Regions from separate parts of the Mus musculus genome. Here region 2 is linked to region 1. Evidence: chromatin contacts called from ENCODE Hi-C or POLR2A ChIA-PET data. All regions are on one chromosome and are shown on one strand. The core of a region is the stretch at or near the end of the contact, and the rest is flanking DNA. Distances in the headings are between cores, read along the strand shown.

What was found. Hi-C counts contacts between places; a loop is a spot of excess contacts on that map. ChIA-PET counts read pairs that join two places held with the same protein, here RNA polymerase II (POLR2A).
Region 2: a map of left cerebral cortex shows a loop between it and region 1 (3-fold over the local background). The contact joins the promoter of Fam234a here to the promoter of Rgs11 in region 1. A Hi-C loop is called at or near these places in 6 of 37 maps with a recorded cell type or tissue (CH12.LX, adrenal gland, gastrocnemius and 1 more). POLR2A ChIA-PET finds 5 or more read pairs at or near these places in 3 of 5 experiments (Patski and embryonic stem cell).

The regions. Positions count from the first base shown.
Region 1 is chr17:26,200,543-26,205,723 of GRCm38, reverse strand. Rgs11 (regulator of G-protein signaling 11) reads right to left here and starts at 2,783. Exons shown (of 17, transcript NM_001081069.2): 1 at 2,683-2,783; 2 at 2,332-2,428; 3 at 2,212-2,262; 4 at 2,040-2,146; 5 at 1,341-1,392; 6 at 1,179-1,237; 7 at 797-873; 8 at 535-616; 9 at 1-17. The coding sequence starts at 2,751. Arhgdig (Rho GDP dissociation inhibitor (GDI) gamma) reads left to right here and starts at 4,374. Exons shown (of 6, transcript NM_008113.3): 1 at 4,374-4,653. The coding sequence starts at 4,581.
Region 2 is chr17:26,241,803-26,247,541 of GRCm38, reverse strand. It overlaps Fam234a (family with sequence similarity 234, member A), which reads left to right and starts at 3,300. Exons shown (of 13, transcript NM_001206335.1): 1 at 3,300-3,536.

The DNA.
Region 1 (5,181 bases), core at 1,534-4,033:
ATGTTAGGTGCCCCAGGCTGCAGAAGGATGAAGAGATGAGGGTGCTGAGCCTCACGGTCTCCAATGCCCTTAACTGTTTGGTGTTGAAACTTGGGAACTGAGCCCTGAGCTGGCCTTGAACCCCATCTCTCTGCCCACCCTGACTCAGGGTGATCCCCTTGTATAGTAAGCAGACCTCAAGTCATGTGCTAGAACCTCTGTTTCCCAGCGCTGCCCCACCCCCACCCTCACCCCCACCCCCAGTCCTTCTGCTGCAGCTGAGATCAGCTTTCACCTTGTGGCCTGGGACTCTCAGCCCTGCATTGGCTCTTATGTGTCTCCCTTAGACAGAGTTAACCTGGCTTGTTCTGTGGTCTGGGACTAGAGGCAGCCTCAGACCTGACCATGTCACCTCTGCATTGTCAACCAAGAAACAAAGTTCCCTGCCCACAGCTTAAGAAAGCAGTTTTGAAAGGGTCTTTTAGTAAAGCACACAGACCCCTTTAGCCTCATTCCCAGGGAAACTCCTCCACTCTCACCACATGAGGGACTCACAGGGGGCTTATTCACCAGCCAGTATGTCTGCTCCTGACACGAAATGACCATTCTGTCTCCCTTCCGCCGCTGCTTAGCAGCCCTGGGAAGAATAGGCAGAGGTGAGAGGGAGCTGATCCTAGCACAGCACTCCCCACGCTCGGCCACGGGCAGTGGAACCTGTGACGTCATGTTCTTGGTCCCAAGGCTGCCAGAGACCAGCTCGGCGACACCCTGAACATTCTGAGCTCTGTGTCCCACCAGCTGTGGTGTGGTGTCTCACCGCAGCTGCTCTCGAGCCTGCATCAATACCAGATCCCATGCATGGTTGATCTTCTTGTGCAGCAGGGCATAATGTTCCTGCAGGGCAGCAGGGTATCCAATGGGTGGAGTTGCTAACCCCCACACAGGCCTACCTCTGGAATATGGGCCTCAGCTCTCAAGGACACTGCAGGGAGTTAATGGTACAGAAACCATCCCAACCCATTGGGCTTAAACAGAGGCTGCCTCCCCTTCTGGGAACCCTAAGCCTCCCCGTCTGGGGCCCTTCCCAGTGAGGCTGCAGTGAGTGGGCAGGGGTATGTGTGGATTATCTAGTAGCCTAGGCTGCATGCTCTGGCTCAAGGGGTGAGTCTTTGCTGGACTTAGCCTGCTGGAGGGCTTACCTTCTCATAGTCCACTAAAGCCCCTTGTTTTTGGATGTTCTTCTTAGCCAGATAGATGGCTGGAAGGACAGGAACATAATGCAGAGGGCCATCACTGTTAACCCCATGGCCTTGCCCTGGGACCACCCATTCCCAGTCTGGATGTACACGCATCCCACTTACCATAGTCTAGCTCAGCAGCTGGCCACATAGTGCTTGTCCAAAAGTAGGGTGTCTTGTGTTGTGCAGGGAAAATGACATCCAAAGACATTCCCATTTCTCTCCCAAGTACCGCCCACCAGCTCATAGCACCCAGCAGTGACGTCAGAGGGTGCATCCTTATGAGATGCTCCAGCTGACCACTGCTCATTCTCTTTTGGGAGAAGTGGGGGTTGAAACAGAGTTTCTCCGTGTAGCCTGGGCTGTCCTGGAACTCATTCTGTTAAACCAGGGTGGCCTCAAACAGAGACCCTCCTGCCTCTGCCTCTTGAGTGCTGGGATTAAAGGTGTGCGCTACCACTGCCCATTCTTTCTACCTGGAACTCCGGGTCCTGTAAAAGGACTACCTCCCTGACTCGGAATGCCAGTGGAACCTGAGCTTGGGTTGGCCTGGACTCACACACTGAGATGCAGGGATCCTATCACTACACCAGGTAGAGAAAATTTCAAGGATGAGACCTGCTGGGACCCCAGCTGAATGCCCCGCAGACCTTTGCGTGAGTGCTGCAGCACCAGAAAGTTGAAGCTCCCTGGATTTGCCTCAGTCCAGATTTTTGTGGGGAGGAGGCGGGTTCGTTCTAGTGATGTCACAACGTCCCGCTCCAACCCCAGTAAGCTCCACCCTCCCTAAGTAGGGGTGCACCCTGCAACCCGGGGCCTGACCTGGAACCTGTAGGGGGTCTCGTCCGGCCTGAGTGTCAGGTCTCGGGACTCACGCAGTGGGTAGATGTAGCCGTGCTGCGCCAGGAGTGTGCCCAGGTGCAGGGCTTCTAAGGAGAAGGAAAGTGAGCGCTCTGCCAGTCCCCGCCCCAAGCCGCGGTGCGCCGACTCTCACCATCCTCCAAGATGCAGAACTTCTGAACCAGCCATTCCACGAGGTCTCTGCCTACACAGGAGAAGCGAAGTGGGCGGAGACCGCGGCGCCCTGCTCCCCCAGGGTGTCCACGAGCCTCACCCGCTACCGCGTGGGGAATGACAGTGATCAGAAGGCGCTGGCTCCGCATCTTCACGCCTTGGTCAGGGTCCTGCATACTCACGACTACCCGCTCCATCTGAGAGCGAACGCGGGGGTGGGTGTGGGGTGAGGGGAGTGACTCAGATCGCACACACTTGCCCCCAGGTTCCCCAGATCACCTACGCAGGGACAACAGACTGAGGCAGTAAAGGCCAGGACCCCAGCTACCCAGTGCTGTTATTATGAGCTCCCAATGGTTTCCTGGGTCTGTTCACCGCCCCCCCCCCTCACCTGCCGCGTTCCATGCCCTCTCTCCTGCCCAAACTCTATGCCCACAGGCCGAGGGCCCACCTTGCTGAGATGCGGTCTCTGCATTCGGGAGCACCCGCCGTGGGGTGTGCAGCGGGTAACCATGGCCATGGCGGACCTCCCGAGAGGAAACGCCCCGCCCCATGCCGGCCCCGCCCGCTAAGGTTAACCGTGTGAGCCTCGAGACCCATGAGATACACGGGTTCTCGAACCACAGAGATGCCTGAGCCCTCGCAAGATGTGACTTGGGATAGCCTGCAGTGTGGACATCCTGAAACCTCAGATGCCTGCAAAGCAGACGAGCCTTAGTCTGGTGGCTTACTTGCCTCAGGGCTTGGTCTCAGAGATGGGACTTGTCACTGAAGCTCTGGAATAGGACAGAGTGTAGCCAGATAGATCAGGTTGGAAACAGTGGTTTAGGGTCCTGAAGTCTCAACTCCATTTGTGGACCAGCAAGGAGTGCAGAGACCAGCGTAGTCAGGGTTGTGGGGTCAAGGGTGTGGCTTGACTGGACCTAAGAGTATCTTTTCACAGATATGACAGGTATGTAGAGCCATAGGGTTTGTATGATGGAAGCCTCACCTGGCAGGTCATTGATCCATTTATTAAAGTCACGAGTGGGTTGTTTCTTCTTTTCTGAAGATCGGATGCCCTCTTTCTCTTCCCTACCCTAGGAATGCCAGGGGCCACAGGAGGGGTAATTGGCCTTACTGAGACCAGGAACCTTCAACATGGCATTTGAGTTTATCCAATGAATCAGAGTGACTGGAAAGGTGTCCTAACCAGATATGGTACATCACCCAAAGATCCCAGCCTTCTCCCAGTCCTACTTCACTTAAACACAAGGTCAGGCTGGCCCCAGGCCAGCTGTCCTCCCTGGGTGAATAGGCAGTTCTAGAGGTTGCAGGCTGCTGGCAGCTGAAACTATCCCCAGTGTCTAACATTACACACTTGCCAAAGGGCACAGGGGCATCTCCCAGGCATCTTGGGCCTCCTTGCAGGATCTTGCTTTGGAAAGGTGGTGGACAGTGTAGTCACTAGCCCAATACTTCAGCATTCATGGTTGGCACAGCAAAACAAAGGTGAGCCTGCTGCTTGGATACGCCCAGAAATGCAAGAAACTGCTTTGCACTACTTCTTCCTTAAGCTGATCCAGGCCTTTGGTTCTGCGGTCCTCAGCTGAAGGCCCAGCTCACCAGTCACCTGCCTTAACTAACCAACATTCCCTTCCATCCCTAGGTCTCCTCTGGACGTCAAGATTAAGAAATCCCTCAGCATCTACTTTCTGTTTCTTTAGTTTTTTCCCAGTCTAGGAACCTGCAGAATTGTCTGGGTCCCAGGTCCCCACAGACATCCGCCCCTCCCCGCCCCCCACATTCACAGTCTGTACCAATAAGCTTTAAGAGATCTTGAGTCTGTGTGGCCCGGACTGCACTTCAGTGTGTGGGTACCAAGAACCAACAGGGTGTGGCCCAGCTGGAGGCTGATAGGCCCCAGGAGTCCCCTTTACCCAGACAAGAGGGAGGGAGCAGGTGGAGGGTTGCGGGCGGAGGGGGGGGGGCTCCAGGTGTGTCCTGCGCCGCTTGCTGATAATGGGAGTCCAGGGACGTGGGGGCGTCGCACCTGTTCCACTTGGCGTCCCTGGCCAGCACGCCCCGCCCAGGGGATCCCGGGGGACCCGACTCCACGTGGGGGTGGGGCAGCTCTGGGTCCCTGGCGACGCGTCCCGGCGCCGGGCGCGGCAGGGACGACCGGGTTCCGGCGCGGTGCGGACGAAACGCGCGTCTCTGCGGGCTGCGCGGGGTCCGCGGAGCGGCTGGGGGCGCGCGGCGCGGGCGCGGCGCTGGGCGCGGGGGGCGCTCCCGGCCGGGATGAGCTCACCGCAGTCGCGCCGGGGCTGAGCCGAGCGGGCGGCGGCTCCGCGGCGGGCCGCGGCTACCATGCTGGGCCTGGACGCGTGTGAGCTGGGGGAGCAGCTGTTGGAGCTGCTCCGGCTGGCGCTGTGCGCCCGAGGTGAGCGCCCGAGTCGGGCGGCGGCCACGTGCGCCGGGGGGCAGCAAGGGAGCGGCACGGTTGGGGGTCATTCCCCGCGGCAACTTTAGGGCGCGTGGGGACCTCGTGGCGTGTATGTATTCTGGCCGGGCGTAGGACTTTATTCCACGCAGACCCTTCTAGGGAAGGGAGCGAGGAGGAAAGGAGTGTGTCCAGCCGGGAGGCTGCGGCCTCTCCTGTAGGTGGGGCTGGGGCTTCTTCCGGTGAGAGGCAATCCTAAGGTTGGAGGGCAGTGGGCAGCATCTTATTGAGACCCCTGTCCCTAGACACCCAAAGGAACTATGGAGACCCCCTAGTTTGGGGCACCATCGGAGGGATCTAGGACATTATGGGAAGAGTACAGAGCTGGGGAGCCCCTGGAGTACCCCAGGGCCACTACTTTCAGTAGTAGCCTGTAAGCTAACCAGAAACAAATTGGTCTCTCCAGGGTCTCTTAGGCACGAACCCCTTCCAGTCACAAGAGCTCCTTCTGAAGAGACCAAGCCTAGG
Region 2 (5,739 bases), core at 2,051-4,550, 41 kb before region 1:
TGTTGAGGTACCTGAAATCAAATACATACACCCTCCTCTGACATACATATGAAAATATTTTTAAATAAAAACCAAATGAAGCACCTAAGCAAGTTCTTTTGACAAATTTTAGCAATAAGATAGTTAGAAACAATGGCACTTGGGTACACACTGCAATAAGCACTTATCAGTTGTTTTTGCTAAAATGTATTTACTCCTTACTTGGGTCCATAGGATAAATAAATAAAAGTCGGAGAAGAAGCTGGGTGATGGTGTGGAGCGCCTTTAATCCCAGCACTCAGGAGGCAGAGGCAAGTGGATTTGTGAGCTCAAGGCCAGCCTGGTCTACAAAGTGACTTCCCCTAGGACTACATAGATAAACCTTGTCTTAAAAAAAAGAAAGAAAGAAAGAAAGAAAGAAAGAAAGAAAGAAAGGAGGACTAGTGTGTCTGGATTCATTTTGTCTGTCTGTCTGTCTGTCTTTTTTACTTTAACTGATGACAAATATTAATGATTATCCTCAACCTTTCTGCTCAAACAAGTCCCAGGAAGAAAAATTTGGATGGACAGCCCTCCTCCATCTTACATGTGTCTGCTATATCCAAACATCCTTTCACTTGTGTCTGCTTCAGGAAAACAGTCGGTTTTTTGTTTTGTTTTGTTTTGTTTTGTTTTGTTTTTTTAAAGATTTATTTATTGATTATACGTAAGTACACTGTAGCTGTCCTCAGACACTCCAGAAGAGGGAGTCAGATCTCGTTATGGATGGTTGTGAGCCACCATGTGGTTGCTGGGATTTGAACTTCGGACCTTCGGAAGAGCAGTCGGGAGCTCTTACCCACTGAGCCATCTCACTAGCCCTTGTTTTGTTTTTTAAGATTTAACGTATATGAGTACACTGTCACTATACTCGGACACACCAGGAGAGGGCATCAGATCTCATTACAGATGGTTGTGAGCCACCATGTGGTTGCTGGGGATTGAACTCAGGACCTCTAGAAGAACAGTCAGTGCTCTTAACCACTGAGCCATCTCTTCATCCCCCAGTCTTTTTTTTTTTTTTAATGTGTTTGCTTTAGCAAGACATTCTCTCAGCTGGACAGTGGTGGCGCATGCCTTTAATCCCGACACCTGGGAGGCAGAGGCAGGAGGATCTCTGAGTTTGAGGCCAGCCTGGTCTACAGAGTGAGTTCCAGGACACACAGTAATGAGTAATTATCCACAGTAATAAGACTGCACCATCAGCAATAAATAGATTAACAATTTAAAGTGTATTGAGGGTTGGGTCTTATCAGTGACAGTGATAAGAGTGTTTGCCTAACATACACTGGGCCATGGGTTAAGCTCCCATAACCTTCCCCAACCTTCAGATCACTAAGTGTAGTGTTGCAGGCCTATAATCCCACCAAATGATAGAGGCAGGAAAAACAGGAGTTTAAAACTAGCCTTAAATATGTAAAAAAAAATGCAAGGCTGACCTGGGCTAAATAAGAACTCCATCTTAAAGAAGAAGAAGAAGAAGAAGGAGGAGGAGGAGGAGGAGGAGGAGGAGGAGGAGGAGGAGAAGAAGAAGAAGAAGCAGCAGCAGCTAGGGTTGTACCTGAATTGGTAAGGCGCTTATCTACCAACCACAAAGCTCTGAGTTAGATTAACAGCACTATATAAAATCAGTGTAATGGCACACCAAGAGGAAACTTCTAGTTCTTTAGAAAGTTAGCTATGCCAAATGATGGTTTGCTGAGACACACGGATGAAAGGATGTCTTTTTTATTTTTTATTTTTTTCATTTTTCTTGAGACAGGGTTTCTCTGTGTAGCCCTGACTGTCCTGGAACTCACTCTGTAGACCAGGCTGGCCTCAAACTCAGAAATCCGCCTGCCTCTGCCTCCCAAGTGCTGGGATTAAAGGCGTGCGCCACCACTGCCTAGCTGAAAGGATGTCTTGATAAAGCAAACACATAAAAGACTGTTTTCCTGAAGCAGACACAAGTGAAAGGATGCTTGTTGGATATAGCAGACACGTGTAAGGACTCTTGATAAAGGAGTATAAATGTGACCCCACAGACAGTGGGAGAGGAGCACTGAGATTTGGTTTGCTCTGCCTTGCTATTCTTTGCTAAAGACACGCATGTATTTGTTCGCCTTACATAGCATTGTTGAGCTCACCTTGTGGTAACACTGCCATTGAGAGAAATTATCCAAAGAACTGCTTGTGAGGTTCCTATGGCAGCTTGCAGCTTCTGCGGCCTCACATCAGGCTGGTTGGCAAATCTAGAAGTTTCTTCAGGATTTAACTACAGCTGCCTGGTGTCTGCTTGCTGAAAGGACTGGACTGAAGCTGCTGGTTAGTGTCTGGTGTCTGCCCCCCTAGAGGACTGGACTGCAGCTGGTGGTTAGTGTCTGGTGTCTGCCCCCCTAGAGGACTGGTCTGCAGCTGCTGAATTGTACTTGGTGTTTGCTATGGGACTGAACTGCTGCCCAAGAAGATCTAGCTCACCCCTAAAGAATTATTGCTGAACCGGTCCATTTCACCCATATCCTAATAACTTTTCTCTTCCACTGCCTCTGCTGGGTTGTAGGCTAGAGGAGAGGTTGGACCCTTATTAAGAGTAGGTTGCAGCCGGGCATGGTGGCACACGCCTTTAATCTCAGCACTGGAGAGGCAGAGACAGGCAGATTTCTGATTCGAGGCCAGCCTGGTCTACAAAGTGAGCTCCAGGACAACCAGGGCTACACAGAGAAACCCTGTCTCGAAAAACCAAAAAAAAAAAAAAAAAGTAGGTTGCAAAAAATTTATGCCTACTCAGAGAGTAAAAGTCCTTGCCAAGCTATTGTGCAAGCCTGTAACCTAAGTTCGATCCCAAGAACCCACATAAAGGCGAAAGTGAACCAGCTCTACAAAACTGTCCTCTGATCTTCCCTTTCTGTCGTAGTGTGTGTCTCTATGTGCCTGCGTGTGCACTGAGGAAAGAAAATACCGTGGCCAGTAAGTGATCGGAAAGATACGCAGGCTAGAAAAAAGAAGCCTTAGCATGGGCCTTCTGTCTTGTCTCCATTCATGGATTCCTGGGGTTAGTATGGGAACACCAGGCCTAAGCCATCACAGCATTATCATGCCAAAATGCTCCTGCACAAACAGGCTCTCTGCTCGAAAAGGGCAACACTGGACACAGTGGCCGTGTTGCTAAGCAACCGACTCAGTCAACAGAACGGAATCGCTGTGGTACGCCCCTTCCGCTGGCAGGAAGTGACGCACAGTTCAGGTGGGCCGAACTAAGGGGGGGGGTCACAGCCTCTCTGGGGCGGGGCCTACTGCGGGGCGGGCCTCCTGGGTGGGCCCAGTGGGGGCGTGGCACGCTGCCCTCGGGGCCGGGCGGACCGGGGTGCGCCGGGGAGGGGCGCTGCTGTCCGGCGTAGTCTGTACTCCTGTTCAGCCGCTGTCCTCCCGGGAACCTTGGGGATGTGGATCCCGGATTCCAGGGACCGCAGTTGAGCCAGCCTCGCCAGTCCTGTACCACTTGCTGAGGAGCAGGATCTCGCGGACAGGTCCGAGAGCAGGTCAGGATCGGACTAGGTAACTCTTAACGCGCGAGCTGGTTCCGGCCAAAGCCGTCTGCGTTCGATCGCCCGGAGCTAGTGGGGGCCAGGAGCGGGTCCCGCCTCCACTTGCAGCTCACAGCTAAGGTCGGCCCCGCCTGAGCTCCCAGAGTAGCAGTGCACAGGGCCTGGCACCCTCAAGCGTGCTCAACTTGGCCAAACAAATCTCTGCTCCGTCGTGTCTGTTCCCTGGAGGGCGCTGTGGTGACCCGGAGCGACAGGGGTTGACCTACCAGAGGAACTTTGTGCTCCGGTGGACATGTTCCTTAAATCCTAACGCTCTTTGGGCCCCGTGTGTTTAGTATCAGTGAGAATCAGTTCATGTTCTTCAAGTTCAGGCCCAAGGCAGTGAGGTGGGTACGGTCAGGAGTGGTTGGTGATGGGGTTGTCTTCATATTCCACCCTCACAGTTCTAATGTTCTTTTAAGGCCACCACCGCCTCCTGCTGCCTTGAACTGGAAGCAATCTTCCTGCCTCATTACACCGAGCTGTCTGTTTCTTCTCTGTACTGGCGTTTTTTCTTACTCCTTCCATTGCCTCCTTGTATTCCTTATATGTTGCTTTATAACAAACAAGAAGTTTATTGGTTTATCCTAGCAATCTTTATCCTAGGTGTGGTGGTGGATTTCTGTAATCCCAGAAGTTGAGGCTGAGACATATGAATTTGGAGTTTGAGATAAGCCTGGGCTACAATATGCGGTCTTCCCCAAATGCACAAAATAAAACAACCTTTATTAGTCAACACTTTCTGTGGGTAGGGAATCAGTCTACCTGGGTGATGATGGCCCAGTAACTCTCGCCAAGTTGGGGGATCCAAATCCAAGATAGTGGACTCAAAAGACCAGTGGCAGGAGTCCTCATTGTTTTCTGTTGGTATCTGCCTTCCCTCAGAAGAGTTATCTGTAAGGGAAGTGGGGCGATAGGGAGTGATAGAAACCACTGTCATTATGACCCAGTTTGCAAAGTCTAACTCCCCCCTCCACATTCTTTTTGTATTACTAGGTACATAGGAGGTGGGTACAGCAGAGCTTATGAAATGAGTGTGTGCATGCAAGAGTGAGTGTAGGTGTAGTGTGTCAAGGACAGTGACCTGTAGGGGCTCTCCCTCCTCTATATGGGTTCCAGAGAATCCTCTTGTCACAAGTCTTCCAGTGGTGGAATTTTGTGTCACCATCCCAGAACCCTACTAACCGACCTAGCACCCCAGCTCCTCACCTCCCCAGCTCCCCAACTCTCTTTTGGGAATGGAGTTTTTTGAGACAAATTTTGCTTTTATCCCTGGCTGGCCTGGAACTCATGGTATAGACCAGGCTGGCCTCAAACCAGAGGTGAGCCTCTTTGCTCTTTCAAGTACTAGGGTCTCAGATATATGCTACCAAGTCCAGCTTGTGAATGTTATGTTTTTTTTCTAGAATTTATGTGTATAACTCTGTTGCCTGGAAAAGAGAGAGAGAGAAGAGAGAGAATGTGAGTGAGTGAGAGAGAGAGAGAGAGAGTGTGTATGCACACACCATGGGAATGCCTGGTGCCCATGGAGGTTAGAACAGGGTGTTGGATCCTCCAGAACTGGAGTTACAGATGGTTGTGAGCCACCGCGTGAGTGCTGGGGACTGAACCTGTGAACCAGCTTGCCAGCCCCTTGTGATTATATTTTAAAATCCTGCTACTGACCATGCCTGTGGGGGAAGGGTGCCTACTCCCTGTAATTACAGCACAAGTTTCCACATCGCATTCACATGAGCTTTAGCTTTGTGAGAATGACTGGGGCTTTTCCCAGGGAAGGGAAGCATTCAGCACCCCAGCATGACGTTGGACACTTGGAAGAGCAGACTTCCCTGTAGAAAATGGAACTAGGTAGCTGGGTGTGGTGGCACACGTCTTTAATCCCAGCACTCGGGAGGCAGAGGCAGGTGGATTTCTGAGTTCAAGGCCAGCCTGGTCTACAAAGTGAGTTCCAGGACAGCCAGGGCTATACAGAGAAACCCTGTCTCAAAAAGCCAAAAACCAAAAAAAAAAAAAAAAAAAAGAAAGAAAAAGAAAATGGAACTAGGACTGGCGAGATGGCTCACTGACTGCTATTCCAGAGGTCCTGAGTTCAATTCCCAGCAACCACATGGTGTCTCACAACCATCTGTAATGGGATCTGATGCCCTCTTCTGGGGTG